Regions from separate parts of the Homo sapiens genome. Here regions 1 and 2 are each linked to region 3. Evidence: read pairs that join two places in POLR2A ChIA-PET (ENCODE). Cell type or tissue: PC-9. All regions are shown on one strand. Each heading gives the region's core, and the rest is flanking DNA. Links, peaks and the distances in the headings are about the cores only.

Region 1 (6,037 bases), core at 651-5,650, 370 kb after region 3:
CCCATAAAGCCTACAAAAGGAACACCACCTGCCAACACCTTGATTTTTAGCCCCAAAGACTTATTTCAGACTTTTATCCTGAACAGGACAGAAGCAAAAAAATGGAATTGATCAACATAAAAGCAGAAGTTAATAAGGTAGAAAATTTTGTAATGATAGAACTAAGAAATAAGCAAATGAGATCATTGTTTGCCAGCCAAAAGACAGAGAGGACAAATATACTAAAACAGAAGTGACAAGGGGAAGTATGATAAAGTCTATTTTTAAAAACAATATTTTGTATAATTCTCTGCAAACAACCTAAAAGCCTAAATGAAATGGCTCACATTATAAATTTAACAAAACTGACCCTAATGTGGATAAAAAGCCTAAACAAAACAATGACTACAAAAGAAATAAATAAATTTGTAATAGAATTTCCTCACAGAAAAGCGCCAGTCCCATATAGTTTCTTACAGGGATTTTTCCACACCTTTTAAAATCAGGGACTTTGAGAATACCTAAAACATTGCAAAGTATAGAAAAGTAGGGGAAATTTCTAAATTATTTTCATGACATGACCTTAATATTTATAACAAAACTCAACAAAACTGCACCTTAAAAAAAAATCTATAGACCGGCCAGGCGTGGTGGCTCCCATCTGTAATCCCAACACTTTGGGAGGCCAAGGGGGGGCGGATCATGAGGTCATGAGATCAAGACCATCCTGGCTAACACAGTGAAACCCCATCTCTACTAAAAATACAAAAAATTAGCCAGGCGTGGCAGCACGTGCCTGTAGTCCCAGCTACTCGGGAGGCTGAGGCAGGAGAATCGCTTGAACCCGGGAGGCAGAGGTTTCAGTGAGCCAAGATCGTGCCACTGCACTCAAGCCTGGGCAACAGAGCAAGACTCCAACTCAAAAAAAAAAAAAATCTATAGACTTACATCACTGATTAGTATTGATAAAAAAAAGTATTCGATAATAGTGAATCAAATAATGACATTAGAAAATAACCTACAAATTGGCGTTTGCTCCAGGATGGTAAGGGTAGTTCAACATTAGTAAACTTACTCATCAAATCCATTATATTAGTCAATGGGGTTGGCCTGAGCACTGGGAAAGGGGTGGGTAGAAAATACTGTCTCAGAAAGGCATTGAGAGAGAACACATACTAATCCTATCTGGAAATTTACGCTCCTCTTCAGCCATTCCCGTCTCTTAAGGATACTCTCCAGCTTTACTGAACTCTTTGCAAACTCCAAAAATATCATATTCTCTTAGATGTTGCATAGGCTGGTCCCCCAGCCTAGTCTACCAGGAAATTATTCATTTTCCTACAAATCTTACTTAAACCCACACTACCTCTGTGAAGTCCTTTCTTCCCAGGGAGATATGGAGGTTTATTTTCCTATGTGTTTACAACAATTTAAAGTCTGTTACTGTATTATGGCTTTTTGGTCGTGTCTGACTCCTTCTAGGCAAGTATGGTCTTTGAAAGATGGGACCGTAAATCTTTTTACCTTTGTAACTGCAGTAGTAGGACTAGGAATGATATATAGAATACAGAATTATAAGTCCCCATGGGAGAACAGACCTTCTTTTTGTTGTTCATGCTTGTATCCCAGAGTCTAGTACTATGGTGCACATAGATGTATATTTACTCAATAATATGAAAGACCCAAATATGCCTTTATGGAATTGACCCTGCAGTTACACCTCACCATCTCCTACTTACCCCAGAATTATTTATTAACTATCTCATGTCTTAGGTCTCAACCCCCTTCCCTAGTTAAGAGGGGGCCCTGTTGCTAAGCAGGTTAAAATAGGAGGCTGATGAAGAAAATCTCTGTGGAAAATACTGAAGAGGAACACAGGAATAAAAATACCTCTACTCTGATGATGCCTTATATAAAGGCAGATGCAGTTGGCTTAAACTTCTACATTGGCTCATTTCTATGAATGCCACACCTCTCAACTTCAGGGACTTCCAGTGAGGTGCTTCACAACAATCTCTGGAGTCAGTGCAGAGCTACTCCCTTGGCGAATCTCTTCACTGACACTCAATGGGCCATCAGGGTGGGACTTCGCCTCTGCTAAGCCACAGGAATACACTAAATCCTGCTCCTGAGAGGAAGGGAAAGACAAAGGATCATAGGAAGTAAACCCCTTGAGGAAATTTCAATTTGGAATTTATTCTATTTATAACAAGGCTCGAGTAGCATATTTATTTTCCCCATCTCAGACCCTAACCTCAAGTGAACTTACTCCCAGATTCACACACATAAACATATGCACCAGCACCATCTCAGCAAGGAGGCAGCTGCAACAAAAAGCAGCAGGTGGGAGAATATTATGTTACATATTAAACTACAGGATTACTCCAAGAATTACATTCCCTAAAATTATTCCCTCCATTGGAAGCAGACTGTAGCCAATAGGAAGAGAAATTGCTAAAACAAAAATGCGTTCGGTTGGATGAAATATTTACCTAAAACGGAAATATATTTAAGAAGACATAATTCTTCAGAATTGTAAGGTAAAAATAAAATCCTATACCCACCAACTGACTGAAAGGACCATTTCTGGGACAAGGGCACCCCAGAGTAACCTTGAACATTGAGTTCTTGGCTAGGACAGGATGGAGGGGTCAGACACACCTTATTATACCTCTCCCTTGGAGCTGTGATGACGTTTTCTTCCCTAAAGGCTAAACACAAACCAGCCCTTTCAAAAGACTCCATCCCTAAAAGCAACAGAAAGTCTGATGCTGCCCCTCCTTTTTGCCTGGTAAGAGGCCACCAACCAAACGGTGTTTCTGGCCAGTCTAGGGAGGACATGTAGTGAGGCTTTTGGTGTCCTTTGCTTCACCTTTTGATGTCAGAGAGCTGAAAACTCCACCCCCAGATCATGCTAACATGGCCATTTTTTTTTACAGGGGTCCCATGAAGGAGCAGGAAACTCAATTGTGGAAGCACACGTTTTTCCCTTTATTAATGTTCATGACTCCTCCTATACCTTATTGTATATCTATATTTGGCCATTCCACTCAGCATGTATTTCTTTTCCCTTTGCCCCTCCCTAGACATGTCTGTTTCTGGCTTCTTGCCAGAGCTGTGCTTCCCAGCCTGTCAGAATGGCCACACTGCAGGCTGCAACCCTTTATGAGAAATAAAGCTCTCCCTTCCAAATTTGAACTTCCTCATTCTTCAGTTGACAATATCATCATTCTTCTAAGAAGATATCAGTGAAATTTCAAGGATGATTCAGCACGATAATGAAATGTTTGTAATCATTCAAGATATACTAAATGCTGAAGGAAGTCAGTTTAGAAATAAGAAGTAGGACAACCAAAGGATAGAACTTAGAAGAGGACAAATAAAGGATTTTACAGAAGCCACTCATGAAAAGAGATCCACCAATTCTGAGATAAAAGAACTGGGTTTGAGTAAGCCACTTGTTGTAAGAGTGCTCATCAAGGTTTTCAGAAAAAAATAAACAGAGCTAGTCAATGACACCTGGTAATAAAAGATATTTTGAATTTCAGGCCATAGAGGGTAGCATGCTAAGTGCATTTTCAGTTTTGGGAATTAGAGTAAAATGAAAATAATTTCTGAAGAAGCCTCCAGCCAAACTCTAAAAAGAAAAAGTTAAAAATGCAAGGTATAGAATATTTGAAAAATTTATTATTAATAGTTGAAAGTACATATTTTAGAACTGGACTGATCCAGTCACCATCTAGTTTTGCCATGTTACTTAACCTCTCTAAAGGTAGTTTCCTAGCCTATAAAATGGAAATAGTCACACATGGCTGTGAGTTTTATTTAATTGAGAAAATGTATGTAAACTGCCTGACACAATCCCTAGCACAAGAATAAGACTCAATCATAACTAATGGTGGTAGCAGTAAGAGTGCTACTACTAGCTGACCATTCTGGAAGTTGAGCCTGAGTGAGTGATTACTATACACTGTGCAGTTGTAACTTCTTAACACATTAATTCATTTAATCTTCACAGCAAATCCATGAGGTTCATACTTTTATTAGTACAATTTACAGAGAGTAAAACTGAAGCATTCACAGTTAACTTACTTGCCTAAAATGAGCTTAAGTAGCAGAACCCATATTTAAGCCCAGGCACTATCTCTCCAGAGCCTTCTTTGTTAGCCACTAACCTTGTGGTAGTGCTATCAAGTAAATGGGCTTGCTGTCTGATATGCTCAGAAGCCAATAACCATGGCACCAGCTTTTGAGGAAAGAAAGGTTTTACTGCAAAACTGGTCAGCAAGGAGACATGAGCTGGCTCAAATCTGTCTTCCTGATTTGGGGTCTTGGACAAGTTTTAAGGGACTGAGAGAAAGGATTTAGTAATACTGGGTTGATAGAGTCTGACTGGAGGGCTTCAGATTTAACCATTTATGGTAAAGTAGGTTGAGGTAGATTTGAGCCCAGATCTTCCCAGCCAATGAACCCACTGCTTCTCAAAGAGTTTTGGCATTCAGATTGCAGGCATCTTCCTGTCTTCTTGGTTCCGAAGGGAGGAATCATTCATTCCAGGTGTTGTTCGAGATCAAAGCTTTTGGCTCTGTTGTACCTACAAGCAAACTCAACATTTTGTTATCCACATAATAGACCCAGTTTGGGCTGATCCTACAGTTACAAATTCTTCCCTTTTTGTTTAGTTTAGTTTAGTTCTCAATCTTGAAGGAATTGAGTGTCTACCACTCTAGCTACTTTTTGTTGACAAGGGACATAGGTCTGGGTTTGAGGAATGAAATTGTTTCATAATTAATTGCAAATGTTCATGGGTCCTGGGTTGAAGTCAAACAGGTGGGTCAGGGAATTATTTTGATATTTAATAATTATTTCATGAGCAGGGGGAATTGATTTAAAAAGACAAGATAGACAACAGGTAGAGAACTTGAGAGAAGGAAGAGAAATCTCAACACATACAGAAATATAATTTTTAGTTTAAGTAGACCCTCAAAAATAGATCTTATTCCTGATGAAAACATGTTTACATATTATATCCAGGTTTGTTAGAGAACACTAGATGGAGTCAAGTGGCTTTTGGTCTATTATTATTTGGGTCTGTCTCAACATTTTTAGAAGTATTAATGTAAATACAGCATGATGTATTAAAGCATAAACACCTCTTTGTTTAGCTAGTATATAATCTAGGGTAATTTTATTATCTAGTATTACTTTAGCCAAAGCACCTGGCTCTCTCTGTTGAGCCACCATGGCCATTGTGGTCTCCTTGGCAAGCTTTTTCAGGGCAATGGAAAGGTTTTTAATCATATGTTTATGAGAAGCAACTACCCACCATGGCAACAGAGTTTGTCTAAAGAAATATCCTATACCATCTGGTGGGCCACCTGGTAAATATTTACCTGGGAGGAGGTTTAGCATAGATCTTTTGGCCATTATGAACAGTTTTATGGTGTTAGTCTAATGCCTAGCATCACTAATGTCATAGACAGAGAAAGGAGTGACTAAGTACCCTAGTAAACAGATGTCTTTTGGGCATCAGCTGTCAAGGCATTCATAGTCCCAGGGCTGGTCGTTTGTTTCATAGACAAAGACATATCCTGAGGAGGCGCATAGAATACCAGATATATTAACATTTAAGTTCTCAGTTTGAGGAATTTTACTTAGGACTTGGTGAAAGTAGGAGCCAGAGTATAGAAGAGTCTAGAAGAAGTTTTCTAACTTACAAATTGGTAGGGAAGAGGGCAGTCCCTGAAGGTATACTAGGTTCTTTTTATTTAAATCTTGACATAATCATGTAGATCTACAGTTTGAGGACACATCAGTGTATCTCTCCTGGACCAGAGGATAGAAAACAGGAAGTGGATAGTAGGTGTGTCAAGTAAACAGATGACTTCTGTTTCTGAGTTAGCCAATGTCTGGCTTCTGTGGGCATAGGCCCCTTTATCCTAACATAAGTGTCTTTGAAGGGGATGTTAATGAAAAACAGGGAACTAATGATCCTCCACCAGCAAATCTGACTTATACTGTGGGTTTTTGATCATAAGTCACCAGAAAATTAGGCACT
Region 2 (6,037 bases), core at 548-5,547, 1.0 Mb before region 3:
ACATTTTTTCATGTGTTTGTTGGCCATTTGTATATCTTCTTTTGAGAATTGTCTATTCATATCCTTAGCCCACTTTTTGATGGGATTGTTTCTTTCTTACTGATTTGTTTGAGTTTGTTGTAGATTCTGGATATTAGTCCTTTGCCAGATGTATAGATTGTGAAGATTTTCTCCCACTCTATGGGTTGTCTGTTTACTATGCTGACTGTTCCTTTTGCCATGCAAAAGCTCTTTAGTTTAATTAGGTCCCGGCTATTTATCTTTGTTTTTATCACATTTGCTTTTGGGTTCTTGGTCATGAAATCCTTGCCTAAGCCAATGACTAGAAGGGTTTTTCCAAAGTTATCTTCTAGAATTTTATAGTTTCAGGTCTTAGGTTTAAGTCCTTAATCCATCTTGCGTTGATTTTTGTATAAGGTGAGAGATGAGGATCCAGTTTCATTCTCCTACATGTGGCTAGCCAATTATCCCAGCACCGTTTGTTGAAAAGGGTGTCTTTTTCCCACTTTATGTTTTTGTTTGATTTGTCTAAGATCAGTTGGTTGTATTTGAGTTTATTTCTGGGTTCTCTATTCTATTCCATTGGTCTATGTGCCTATTTGTATAGCAGTACCATGCTGTTTTGGTGACTATGGCCTTATAGTACAGTTTGAAATCAGGTAGTGTGATGTTTCCAGATTTGCTCTTTTTGATTAGTCTTGCTTCTTTTTGATTAGGCTATGCAGGCTCTTTTTTTGGTTCCATATGAATTTTATAATTTTTTTTCGAATTCTAAAGATGAATGATGGTGGTATTTTGATAGGGATTGCACTGAATTTGTAGATTGCTTTTGGCAGTATGGTCATTTTCACAATATTGATTCTACCCATCCATGAGCATGGGATGTGTTTCCATTTGTTTGTGTTGTCTATGATTTCTTTCAGCAGTGTTTTGTAGTTTTCCTTGTAGAGGTCATTCAATTCCTTTCTTAGCTATATTCTTATGTATTTTTTTTTCTTGAAGCTATTGTAAAAGTGGTTGAGTTCTTGATTTCATTCTCTGCTTCGTTGTTGTTGGTGTATAGAAGAGCTACGGATTTGTGTACATTAATCTTGTATCTGGAAACTTTGCTGAATTCTTTTATCAGTTCTCGGAGCTTTCTGGAGGAGTCCTTAGGGTTTTCAAATAAACGATCATATCGTCAGCAAACACTGACAGTCTGACTTCCTCTTTACTGATTTGGATGCCCTTTATTTCTTCCTCTTGTCTGATTGCTGTGGCTAGGACTTCCAGTACTATGTCGAAGAGGAGTGGTGAGAGTGGGCATTCTTGTCTTGTTTCAGTTCTCAGAGGGAATGCTTTCGACTTTTCCCCATTCAGTATTATGTTGGCTGTGGGTTTGTCATAGATGGCTTTTATTACATTGAGGTATGTCCCTTGTATGCCGATTTTTCTGAGAGTTTTAATCATAAAGGGATGCTGGATTTTGTTGAATGCTTTTTCAACATCTATTGAGATGATTGTGAGATTTTTGTTTTTATTTCTGTTTATGTGGTGTATCACATTTATTGACTTGTGTATGTTAAAGCATCCCTGCATCCCTGGTATGAAACCCACTTGATCATGGTGAATTATCGTTTTGATATGCAGTTGGATTCAGTTAGCTAGTATTTTGTTAAGGATTTTCGCATCAATGTTCATCAAGGATATCAGTGTATAGTTTTCTTTTTTGGTCATGTCCTTCCCTGGTTTTGGTATTAGGGTGATGCTGGCTTCATAGAATGAATTAGGGAGGGTTCCTTCTTTCTTTATCTTGTAGAATAGTGTCAAAAGGATTGGTACCAATTCTTCTTTGAATGTCTGTTAGAATTCTCTGAATCCATCCAGTCCTGGACTTTTTTTGTTGGTAATTTTTTAATTACCATTTCAATCTCGCTACTTGTTATTGGTCTGTTCAGGGCATCTAATTCTTCCTGAGTTAAGCTAGGAGGGTTATATTTTTCCAGGAATGTATCCATCTCTTCTAGATTTTCTAGTTTATGTGTGTAAAGGTGTTCATAGTAGCCCTGAATGAACTTTTGTATTTCAGTGGTGTCAGTTGTAATATGTCCTATTTCCTTTCTTAGTGAGGTTATTTGGATTTTCTCTCTTCTTTTCTTGGTTAATCTTGCTGATGGTCTATCAATTTTATTTATCTTTTCAAAGGACTAACTTTTTGTTTCATCTATCTTTTGTATTTTTTTGTTGTTGTTTAAATTTCATTTAGCTCTGCTCTGATCTTGGTAACTTCCTTTCTTCTGCTGGATTTGGGTTTGGTTTGTTCTTGTTTCTCTAGTTCCTTGAGTTATGACCTTACAATGTCAGTTTGTGCACTAAGCTTAGGGCTATAAACTTTCCTCTTACCACTGCCTTTGTTGTATCCCAGAGGTTTTGATAGGTTGTGTCATTGTCATTTACTTTGAAGAATTTTTTAATTATCATCTTGATTTCATTTCTGATGCAATATTCATTCAGGAGCAGGTTATTTAATTTCCACGTATTTGCATGGTTCTGAAGCTTCCTTTTGGAGTTGATTTCCAGTTCTATTCCACCGTGGTCTGAGAGAGTGCTTGATATAATTTCAATTGTCTTAAATTTATTGAGGCTCATTATATGGCCTATCATATGGTCTATCATGGAGAAAGTTTCATGCACTGTTGAATAGAATGTGTATTCTGTGGCTCTTGTATGAAGTGTTCTGTATATATCTATTAAGTCCATTTGTTCCAAAGTATAGTTTAAATCCATTGTTTCTTTGTTAACTTTCTGTCTTGATAAACTGGCTAGTGCTGTTAGTGGAGTATTGAAGTCCCCCACTATTATTCGGTTGCTTTCTATCTCATTTCTTAGGTCTATTAGTAATTGTTTTATAAATGTGGGAGCTCCAGTGTTAGGTGCATATATGTTTAGGATTGTGATATTTTCCTGTTGGACAAGGCCTTTTACCACTATATAATGTCCTTCTATGACTCTTTTAACTGCTGTTGCTTTAAAGTTTGTTTTGTCTGATATAAGAGTAGCTATCCCAGCTCACTTTTGGCGTCTATTTGCATGAAATGCCTTTCTCCTCCCCTTTACTTTAAGTTTATATGAGTCCTTATGTGTTAGATGAGTCTACTGAAGACAGCAGATAGTTGGTATTGATGAGTTCTTATCCATTCTGCAGTTCTGTATCTTTTAAGTGGAGCATTTAGGCCATTTGCATTCAATGTTAGTGTTGAAATATGAGGTACTGTTGCATTCATCATGCTCTTTGTTACCTTTGGGATTTTTGTTTGTTTGTTTTTGCTTTTTAACATGTATTTTCGTTTTATAGCTCCTGTGTGATTTATGCTTTAAAGAGGTTCTGTTTTGATGTATTTCTAGAATTTGTTTCAAGATTTAGAGCTCCTTTTAGCAGTTCTTGTAGTGGTGGATTGGTAATAGCGAATTCTCTCAGCATTTGTTTTCTGAAAATGACTATATCTTTCCTTGATATATAATGCTTAGTTTCACTGGATACAAACTTCTTGGCTGATAATTGTTTTGTTTGAGAAGACTGAAGATAGGGTCCCAATTCCTTCTAGCTTGTAGGGTTTCTGCTGAGAAATCTGCTGTTAATCTGATAGCTTTTCCTTTATGGGTTACCTGATGCTTCTGTCTCATACCTCTTCAGATTCTTTCCTTCGCCTTAACTTTGGATAACCTGATGACAATGTGCCTAGGCGAAGATCTTTTTGTGATGAATTTTTCAGGTGTTCTCTGATCTTCTTGTGTATTGATATCTGGGTCTCTAGCAAGGCCAGGAAGTTTTCCTCAATTATTCCCCAGAATATGTTTTCCAAGCTTTTAGAATTCTCTTCTTCCTCAGCAACACTGACTATTCTTAAGTTTGGTCATTTAACATAATCCCAGACTTCTTGGAGACTTGGTTCATATTTTCTTATTCTTTTTTCTTTGTCTTTGTTGGATCAGGTTAATTCGAAGACCTTGTCTTTGAGCTCTGAATTTCTTTCTTCTACTTGTTTAATTCTATTTCTGAGACTTTCCAGAGCATTTCAAATTTCTAAAAGTGTGTCCAAAGTTTCCTGAATTTTTTTATTGTTTTCTCTTTAAGCTATTTACTTGAATATTTCTCCCTTCACTTCTTGTATCATGTTTTTGAATCTCCTTGCATTGGGCTTTGCCTTTCTCTGGTCCCTCCCTGATTAGCCTAGTAACTAACCTCCTGAATTCTTTTTCAGGTAAATCAGGGATTTCTTCTTGGTTTGGATCCATTGCTGGTGAACTAGTGTTATTTTTTGGCAGTGTTGAAGAGCCTTGCTCTGTCATATTAACAGGGTTGATTTTCTGGTGACTTCTCATTTGGGTAGGCTCTGTCAGAGGGAAGGTCTAGGGCTGAAAGCTGTTGTTCAGATTCTTTTGTTCCATGGGGTGTTCTCTTGATGTAGTACTCCCCTTTTTCCTATGGTTGTGGCTTCCTGTGAGCCAAACTGCTGTGATTATTGTCTCTCTTCTGGGACTAGCCACCCAGCAAGTCTACCCGGCTCCAAGCTGGTATTGGGGGTTGTCTGCACCAACCACCATCTATGGGTCTCTCAGTCATGGATACCAGCTGCTGTTCCAGTGGAGGTGGTGAGGTGGGTTCAATGGACTCTGTGAGGGTTCTTAGCTTTGGTGGTTTAGTGCTCTATTTTTGTGCTGGTTGGCCTCCTGCCAGGAGGTGGCACTTTCCAGAAAGCATCAGCTATAGTAGTATGGAGCGGGACAGGCAGTGAGCAGGGCCCTAGAACTCCCAAGATTATATGCCCTTTGTCTTCCATTACCAGGGTGGGTAGGGAAGGACCATCAGGTGGGGGCAGGGCTAGGCATGTCTGAGCTCAGACTCTCCTTGAGTGGGTCCTGCTGGGGCTGCTGTGGGGCATGGGGGTGAGATTCCCAGGTCAATGGAGTTGTGTACCTACAAGGATTATGGCTACCTTTTCTGAGTCATGCAGGTGGTCAGGGAAGTCGGGGAAAGCCAGCAGTCACAGGCCTCACCCAGCTCCCATGCAAACTGAAGGGTCAGTCACTCTCCCACCATGGCCCCACCCCAATAGTCCCGAGTCTGTTTCCAGGTGAAGGGTGTGATGGGCTTGAAAACTTGCCCCAGGCTACCCGCCTCGCAACTGAGAGAGAAAAGGGCTTGGTTCTTCCCCCACCTGTGGAGTCTGCAAACCAGATTTGTGCCCTCCCCCAGGTTCTGGCCAGGAGGCTTCTCATCCTGTTCAAATTGTTACAAAGTTCAGCTAGAGATTGCCTTCTCCCTGTGGAATTTTACCCCCTGCTCCTCTGGTCTCCCTCCCAATGGATTCCTGTGGTGCCAGGCAGGAATGGCCTGCTAGGGGACAAGCAAGGTCCCAGGGCCTTTCTGCTGCTTCCTCTAACCTTGTATTTCACTCAGCTCTCCAAATTGACTCAGCTCCAGGTAGTTGGAAACTTCTGCAAACAGACCTTCAGGTTCTCCAGTTGGGGATGTGTGTTCAGGAGAGGAGGGTCTCCTTTTCCCACTTCTGCAGTCGGGGCACTCACAGTATTTGGAGTGTCTCCCAGGTCCTGCAGGAGCAGTCCACTTCTTTCAGAGGGTCTGTGGGTTCTCTTGGGATTGCTGGTTTGTTCTTGCAGTTGAACTGGAGCTAAAATTCACAATGTGAGCTTCCGCAAGCTGCTCTGTCTGGAGCTGCAATCTAGTCCTGCCTCCCATCTGCCATGATGATCGCCCTAAATTATACACATTTTTAATTTTAACAACATCATTAAGCTTCTATGAAATATCTCCCCAAATGTCTTTTTAAATGACTGCATGTTAGTATATTATTAGATATTTTGGTTGCTGTTACTTTTTAACTATTATAAATAATATTGTGATAAATGTCTTTTACAAAAATCTTTGATTAAATATCTGATTTTTTTTATAAGACAGATCCCTAAAGTTTCAAAGGAACCTGTTAAAGACTTTGTCACACCTTGCCAGTTTCCCTCTATAAAGTTTATGCCAAAT
Region 3 (6,037 bases), core at 757-5,756:
ACAAAGTGAGATCCTGTCTTTAAAAAAAAAAAAATCTAGAGTCTTAATTATGGCCGGGCGTGGTGGCTCACGCCTGTAGTCCCAGCCCTTTGGGAAGCTGAGGCAGGTGGATCACCTGAGCTCAGGAGTTCAAGACCAGCCTGGCCAACGTGGTGAAACTCCATCTCTCCTAAAAATACAGAAATTAGCTGGGCGTGGTGGCGGGCCCCTATAATCCCAGCTACTTGGGAGGCTGAGGCAAGAGAATTGCATGAACCGGGGAGGTGGAGGTTGCAGTGAGCCAAGATCATGCCATTGCACTCCAGCCTGGGCAAGAGTGAGACTCTGTCTCAAAAAAAAAAAAAAAAAAAAAAAAAAAATCTTCATTATAGTGAAACCTTTTGGTTCTGTTTAATGTACGATTTTATTTTATGAGTATTATTTTTAATACCTTATTAGAAGGTTTCTATTTTATTTTTATTGTATATGTGATTTTAAAAATGTGATGTTTTTATAATACTGCATTTATTCTGATCATTAGATCTTATACTCTCATGCCAATTTTTAAATTTCTTTTTGGCAACGGGGACCTTTTTACAAGTGTTTTATGTAAAACCTGACATAAAGTATGAAACCTGTGCTTCTTGGGTTGAAGTGAGGATGGGAAATCCAGATGTCAACTCCTCCACCACTACTACCAGCTTAGCTTGTCTATCTCCTGTAACATCACCAGAGGACCCGCAGGAGCCTCACAGTGAATGGTGTTCAGCCACGGCCTTATGGACCAGATAGTGTTCTCTTAATTTAGAGGTTGCTTCACTCTGATGCTGTTCTTGGAATGTGCTGCAGAGGCACTATGAGATATTAATAGTTTAACAAGGCTTTTTTAATTTCTTCCTATGGTAAAGCTCTTAGGCGGGTCTTAGAGCTGCTGTATGAACTATACTCATTTCTGCATAGGTCTGATCAGTACTCTATTTGGCCTCCCAGATTACAGGCATGAGCGACTGTGCCAGGCCCGCATTTTGTATTTTCTTATAGATTATTTGTGACATTTTAAGAACCCATACATGTTACTAACGTTTTGTTTTTGAAATTTTCTCTTCAAGTATGCTATTGCGGCAGCACCTCCCGAGATGTGTTATGTGGAACCGATGTAGGAAAGTCTGATGGATTTGGGGATTTCAGCTGTTTAAAGATATGTGGCAAGTAAGGTTTTACGTTTTCTTCAGTTGAACTAAAGCTGCACTTTATGCAACAATTATGTAATAGTGTGTTTTCTTAACAGGGACTTGAAATGCGGTAACCATACATGTTCGCAAGTGTGCCACCCTCAGCCCTGCCAGCAATGCCCACGGCTCCCCCAGCTGGTGCGCTGTTGCCCCTGTGGCCAAACTCCTCTCAGCCAATTGCTAGAACTTGGAAGTAGTAGTCGGAAAACATGCATGGACCCTGTGCCTTCATGTGGAAAAGTGTGCGGCAAGCCTCTGCCTTGTGGTTCCTTAGGTAACTAGTAAGCGTAAAGTTGGCTTTAAAAATATTATTGTAAATGGTTGGCAGCAGTGAGTGTTTAAGCAATGTAGAAGTAAGTGCTAGTTACAATATCAGAGGTTTCTAAATATTATGATCATATTTATGTAGGTACGTTTTCTTTCCTCCTCAACATATACTTGTGAAAACCCATACATTTGCCCAAATGATCTCTCTGATTCAGGTATTTTATTGTTAACTCTGGACAACTGTGGTGAGTTACTGTTCCATAGGGGTTATGATTTCTCTTAGGAGCCTGTACTGTAATGAACACTATATGTATTTATACCAATCCAGGGTTCAGCAAGTGTTGAAAACCCTTTTCACATAATAGGAACATGCTAAAATAATTGTGGGTGAGACAGAGTCTGGTTTGGAGACAGAGTCTCGCTCTGTCGCCCCAGCTCGAGTGCAGTGGTAGGATCTCAGCTCACTGCAGCCTCTGACTCCTGGGCTCAAATGATTCTTGTGTCTCAGCCTCCCAAGTAGCTGGGACTACAGGCGCACACCACCACGCCCGGCTAATTTTTGTATTTTTAATAGAGACGGGGTTTCACCATGTTGACCAGGCTGGTCTCGAACTCCTGGCACCAAGTGATCCACCCGCCTTGGGTTCCCAAAGTGCTGGGATTACAGGTGTAAGCCACTGTACCTGGCCAAAGAACTAAAATTGTAAGTACAATAGAACCTCAGCCATTTAGATCATTCAAGGAATGTCAGCCTCTGTAGCTAAGTTTCCCATCTAGCTGAGGATACGAGGATAGCACCTATTGAACATCATTTTGGATGAATATTTTTCTTTTCTTTTCTTTTCTTTTTTTTTTTTTTGAGACAGAGTCTCGCTCTGTTGCCCAGGCTAGAGTGCAGTGGCGTGATTTTGGCTCACTGCAACCTCTACCTCCTGGGTTCAAGCAATTCTCCTGCCTTGGCCTCCCGAGTAGCTGGGATTACAGGCACCTGCAATCATGCCCAGCTAATTTTTTTTTGTATTTTTGTAGAGACGGGGTTTCACCATGTTGGCCAAGCTGGTCTTGAACTCCTGACCTTGGGTGATCTGCCCGCCTTGGCCTCCCAAAGTGCTGGGATTATAGGTGTGAGCCACCATGCCCGGCTGGATGAATATTTTTCTAAAATTTACATTTCATGTTTAAACAGAGTTTACTGAAGGTGTTGTAATTTTTCTCTCATTGACCCAGAGTCATCATTTTTATGAACTCCAGTTACTGTATTACACTGAATGCAGTGGTGCCCTTGGCCTGCTGAGGTTTCTCAGACTGATGCCCCATACCAATGAGCAGTTTGAATTGTTGTATCTGCTTGTTGAAGCTTTTTGTTGTTTATATTCTTATCAGTGCTTTTAGTATGCTTGCCTGTCTACTTTTAGTAATTCCCCCTTTCTTCTGATTTGTGGCTTCTGATTACTTGAATATAGAAACCAGAAAAAGCTCATTGGAATTAGATACAAAGTAATACTATACTGAGCCTATCTGACTCAGTCTTTTGGGAATGTATGTCTGCAGTTTTGCAATGACTTGGCAACTTCTCTCCTGAGTGGGTGTTGAAAGGCCATGCATTTAGAAAAAAATGGAAAGTAGGCAACTGAGATTGAATAGGAAAATTATTTCTAAAACTAACCATGTATCTTGTGAGGTAAAGCTAGAATCTTTAGGTTTGGTTTCCATTTCATCAAAAGGAGAGAGTTCACATTTCTTTCAAGTGCCAGCGTGAATCAGTGGGAACACCCTACTTAATCCTTTTTCTCAATCTGACCTTAAAATTGTGTATAGAGGAGAAGTGCTGTCTTCTTGTATTTTAATATACATTCCAGCTGCATTAGGAAAGCCAGTCATCTGTTGGTTCTCTGCTTGCCATGAAAATGTGTTTATGATATGGAGATCAAATGACTAGTAAATCAAATCCCCTTTCGGAAAGCACATGAGTCAGTTTTATAAGAATTTCACATATAATGACCAGAAATCCTACCCTGGCACTCATGTATCCTGTTGGTGATGAGAGAAGAAGGAAATGTGAAATGGGTAATGCAAAGGGACTTGAGCAAGAGAAGGGTAGTAACTGGCAGTAACAGACCTTGGGATGGGACAAGACCAGGTTAAGGGATAAGAGGGTACCTGCTATACCTCAGCAGGTATCATGGAAAACCTTTAAGGAAATAGGCTGAGTTGACTGAGAAGCTCAGAGACAAGCGTGTGGCTAGCGATAACAATGACTGTCAGGTTTGTTCAGACCTAGCTTATCTATAGAAAGCTCGCTTAGGTCTTTTGTATCTCACTCAGTAGGAAATTTCCATCCCAGAGACACAGCTTCAGTATAAGAGACTGGATAGAGTTCTACTTTAAAGATGGTAGCATGAAGAGCTCCCATAGATCTGCTTCCCAGTAAAGCAAACAAAGCTAGGGAAAACTATAAAAAAGCAACCATCAAGGCTGGGCATGGTGGCTCATACCTATAATCTCAGCACTTTGGGAGGCCAAGGTGGGAGAACTGCTTGAGTCCAGGACTTTGAGACCAGCCTGGGCAACATGGCAAGACCCTGTATGTACCAAAAAACATTTTTTATTTACCTGGGTATGGCGGCACGTGCCTGTGGTCCCAGCTACTTGGGAGGCTGAGGCAAAAGGATCATTTGACCCTGGGATGTTGAGGCTGCAGTGAGCCATGAATGCAGCACTGCACTCCAGCTAGGCTGACAGAGTGAGACCCTGTCTCAAAAAAAAAAAAAAAAATCAACCATTTAAAGTTTCTGGAGGCTGGGTGCAGTGGTTCACATCTGTAATCCCCCACACTTTGGGATGCTGAGGTGGGCAGATCACTTGAGGTCAGGAGTTCAGGACTAGCCTGGCCAACATGATGAAACCCCGTCTCTACTAAAAATACAAAAATTAGCCAGGCATGGTGGCACATGCCTGCAATCCCAGCTACTCGGGAGGCTGAGGCAGGGGAATTGCTTGAACCTGGGGGGCAGTAGTTGCAGTGAACTCAGATCATGCCACTGCACTCCAGCCTAGGTGACAGAGTGAGACTCCATCTCGAAAAAAAAAAAAAAAAGTCTCTAGAAATTGCCCTAAGAGCATACCTCAAATGAAGACATATTTATTCAACAAAATCTTCTAAAACTCTGGTAAACAACAGCAAGAGTCTGTGGCATTGAGCCCTAGCTAGTTCCTTCCTCCTCCCCTCAGCTCAGCTTGACAGATCTCCACTCAGGATAAGTGTGGACAAGAAGATGGGGCTTCTTCTCCCCTCAGCTCCCAGTCAGGTTTACCATATCTCACTGGGAAGGCCACATTGTCAACATTTCTCTACCCCTCCAACTCCAAGTTGAAGAGGCTGAAATTCTGGTGAGTGCAGCTGAGCAGTTAGGGCTCCCTTTCTCCACCAAGCTCCCACTTACAGAATGGAGGCTTCATCCCATTTGCAGCAGAATACTGGAGCCCTAATCGTCCTCACCCCAGCTCACTCGTAGGGCAGAGGTTCCACTGAGAGAAGCAAGCCAAGAAGGCAAGAGGCTACTATCCCACCCAGCACCCAGAGTAGTGCCTCAGAGACCTTTCCCAGGGCGAGAGACAGTTCATAACAAAAGAGAGCTCCGAGGTACTCTCCAAAGGAACTGACTTTATTTGAAACAGTGTGGGGAAGTACAGGCCTAAGGACACTTTAGAAAATGATAACATACCTTAAAGAACAGTAACTAAACTGTAGGCCATCTAGTTCATCAGAGAGAATCAGGGAAAGGTAGCTAAGAGGAGCCCTCTTCAGGTCAGAACAAATCTCAAAGACTTACAGCAAAGACTATTCCTTCCCAAATTTAATTGGATCAGACTGCTGAGCAATTGATGCCCTGGAACATTGTCAAAAACAATAGAACTGCAATTAATGGATCCTTGAGACTGAGCGTAATCCAAATAAGGCACACAGTTTAACAGAGAGATCGGGAATCAAGACAAAGAGAGCCCTGCTTGAAACGACTGTCATTCCAGGGTCAGTTTGTACCCCTAAGGTTGTGCCATCCAAAGAGTGACACCAGCGGCTACATACTGTAGGGAAAATAGACTTCACTGAAATAGTCTAGCCAAGTCACAAAACAAATAAATAAGCAACCACAACAAAAACAAGCTGTGGAGAGGGGAAGCAGTATCCAGAGTTGCTATATAGCTAAAATGTCTAGTTTCCAAGAAAAAGTATGAAATGTGCAAAGAAACAGGGAAAAAAACAGGCAACAGAAACTGCCTTGTGAGAGTGACCAGATGTCAGATTTCACAAAGACTGTAGGATAATCATAATAAATATGTTCAAAGAACTGGGCCAGGCATGGTGGCTCACGCCTGTAATCCCAGCACTTTGGGAGGCTGAGGCAGGAGGATCACGAGGTCAGGAGTTCAAGACCAGCCTGGCCGACATGGTGAAACCCCATCTCTACTAAAAATACAAAAATTAGCTGGGCATGTTGGTATGCGCCTGTGGTCCCAGCTGCTCCGGCGGCTGAGGCAGGAGAATCCCTTGAACCCAG

The links. Peaks named below come from ENCODE experiments on the same cell type or tissue, not always from the same donor. Only the 100,000 strongest peaks of a DNase experiment are listed, where the experiment ranks them.
Region 1: POLR2A ChIA-PET joins it to region 3 with 6 read pairs; 1 of 35 experiments calls an interaction of 5 or more read pairs at or near these places.
Region 2: POLR2A ChIA-PET joins it to region 3 with 5 read pairs; 1 of 35 experiments calls an interaction of 5 or more read pairs at or near these places.

What each region holds. Positions count from the first base shown.
Region 1 is chr9:33,684,841-33,690,877 of GRCh38, forward strand. PTENP1-AS (PTENP1 antisense RNA) reads left to right here. Exons shown (of 4, transcript NR_103745.2): 4 at 2,919-3,171. Among named protein-coding and RNA genes, the nearest start is that of PTENP1-AS, 11 kb to the left of the region's middle. In PC-9, for the core only: no CTCF peak of the experiment used is centred there; a DNase peak (open chromatin) is centred at 3,221; H3K27ac peaks cover 406 bases.
Region 2 is chr9:32,286,330-32,292,366 of GRCh38, forward strand. All of the region lies in intron 2 of LOC107987059 (a long non-coding RNA gene), which reads right to left. Among named protein-coding and RNA genes, the nearest start is that of ACO1, 95 kb to the right of the region's middle. RefSeq lists an enhancer at 5,046-5,545. In PC-9, for the core only: no CTCF peak of the experiment used is centred there; a DNase peak (open chromatin) is centred at 5,162; H3K27ac peaks cover 793 bases.
Region 3 is chr9:33,317,643-33,323,679 of GRCh38, forward strand. NFX1 (nuclear transcription factor, X-box binding 1) reads left to right here. Exons shown (of 24, transcript NM_002504.6): 8 at 1,089-1,188; 9 at 1,268-1,485. Among named protein-coding and RNA genes, the nearest start is that of NFX1, 30 kb to the left of the region's middle. In PC-9, for the core only: no CTCF peak of the experiment used is centred there; DNase peaks (open chromatin) are centred at 2,999 and 3,459; H3K4me3 peaks cover 993 bases; H3K27ac peaks cover 4,750 bases.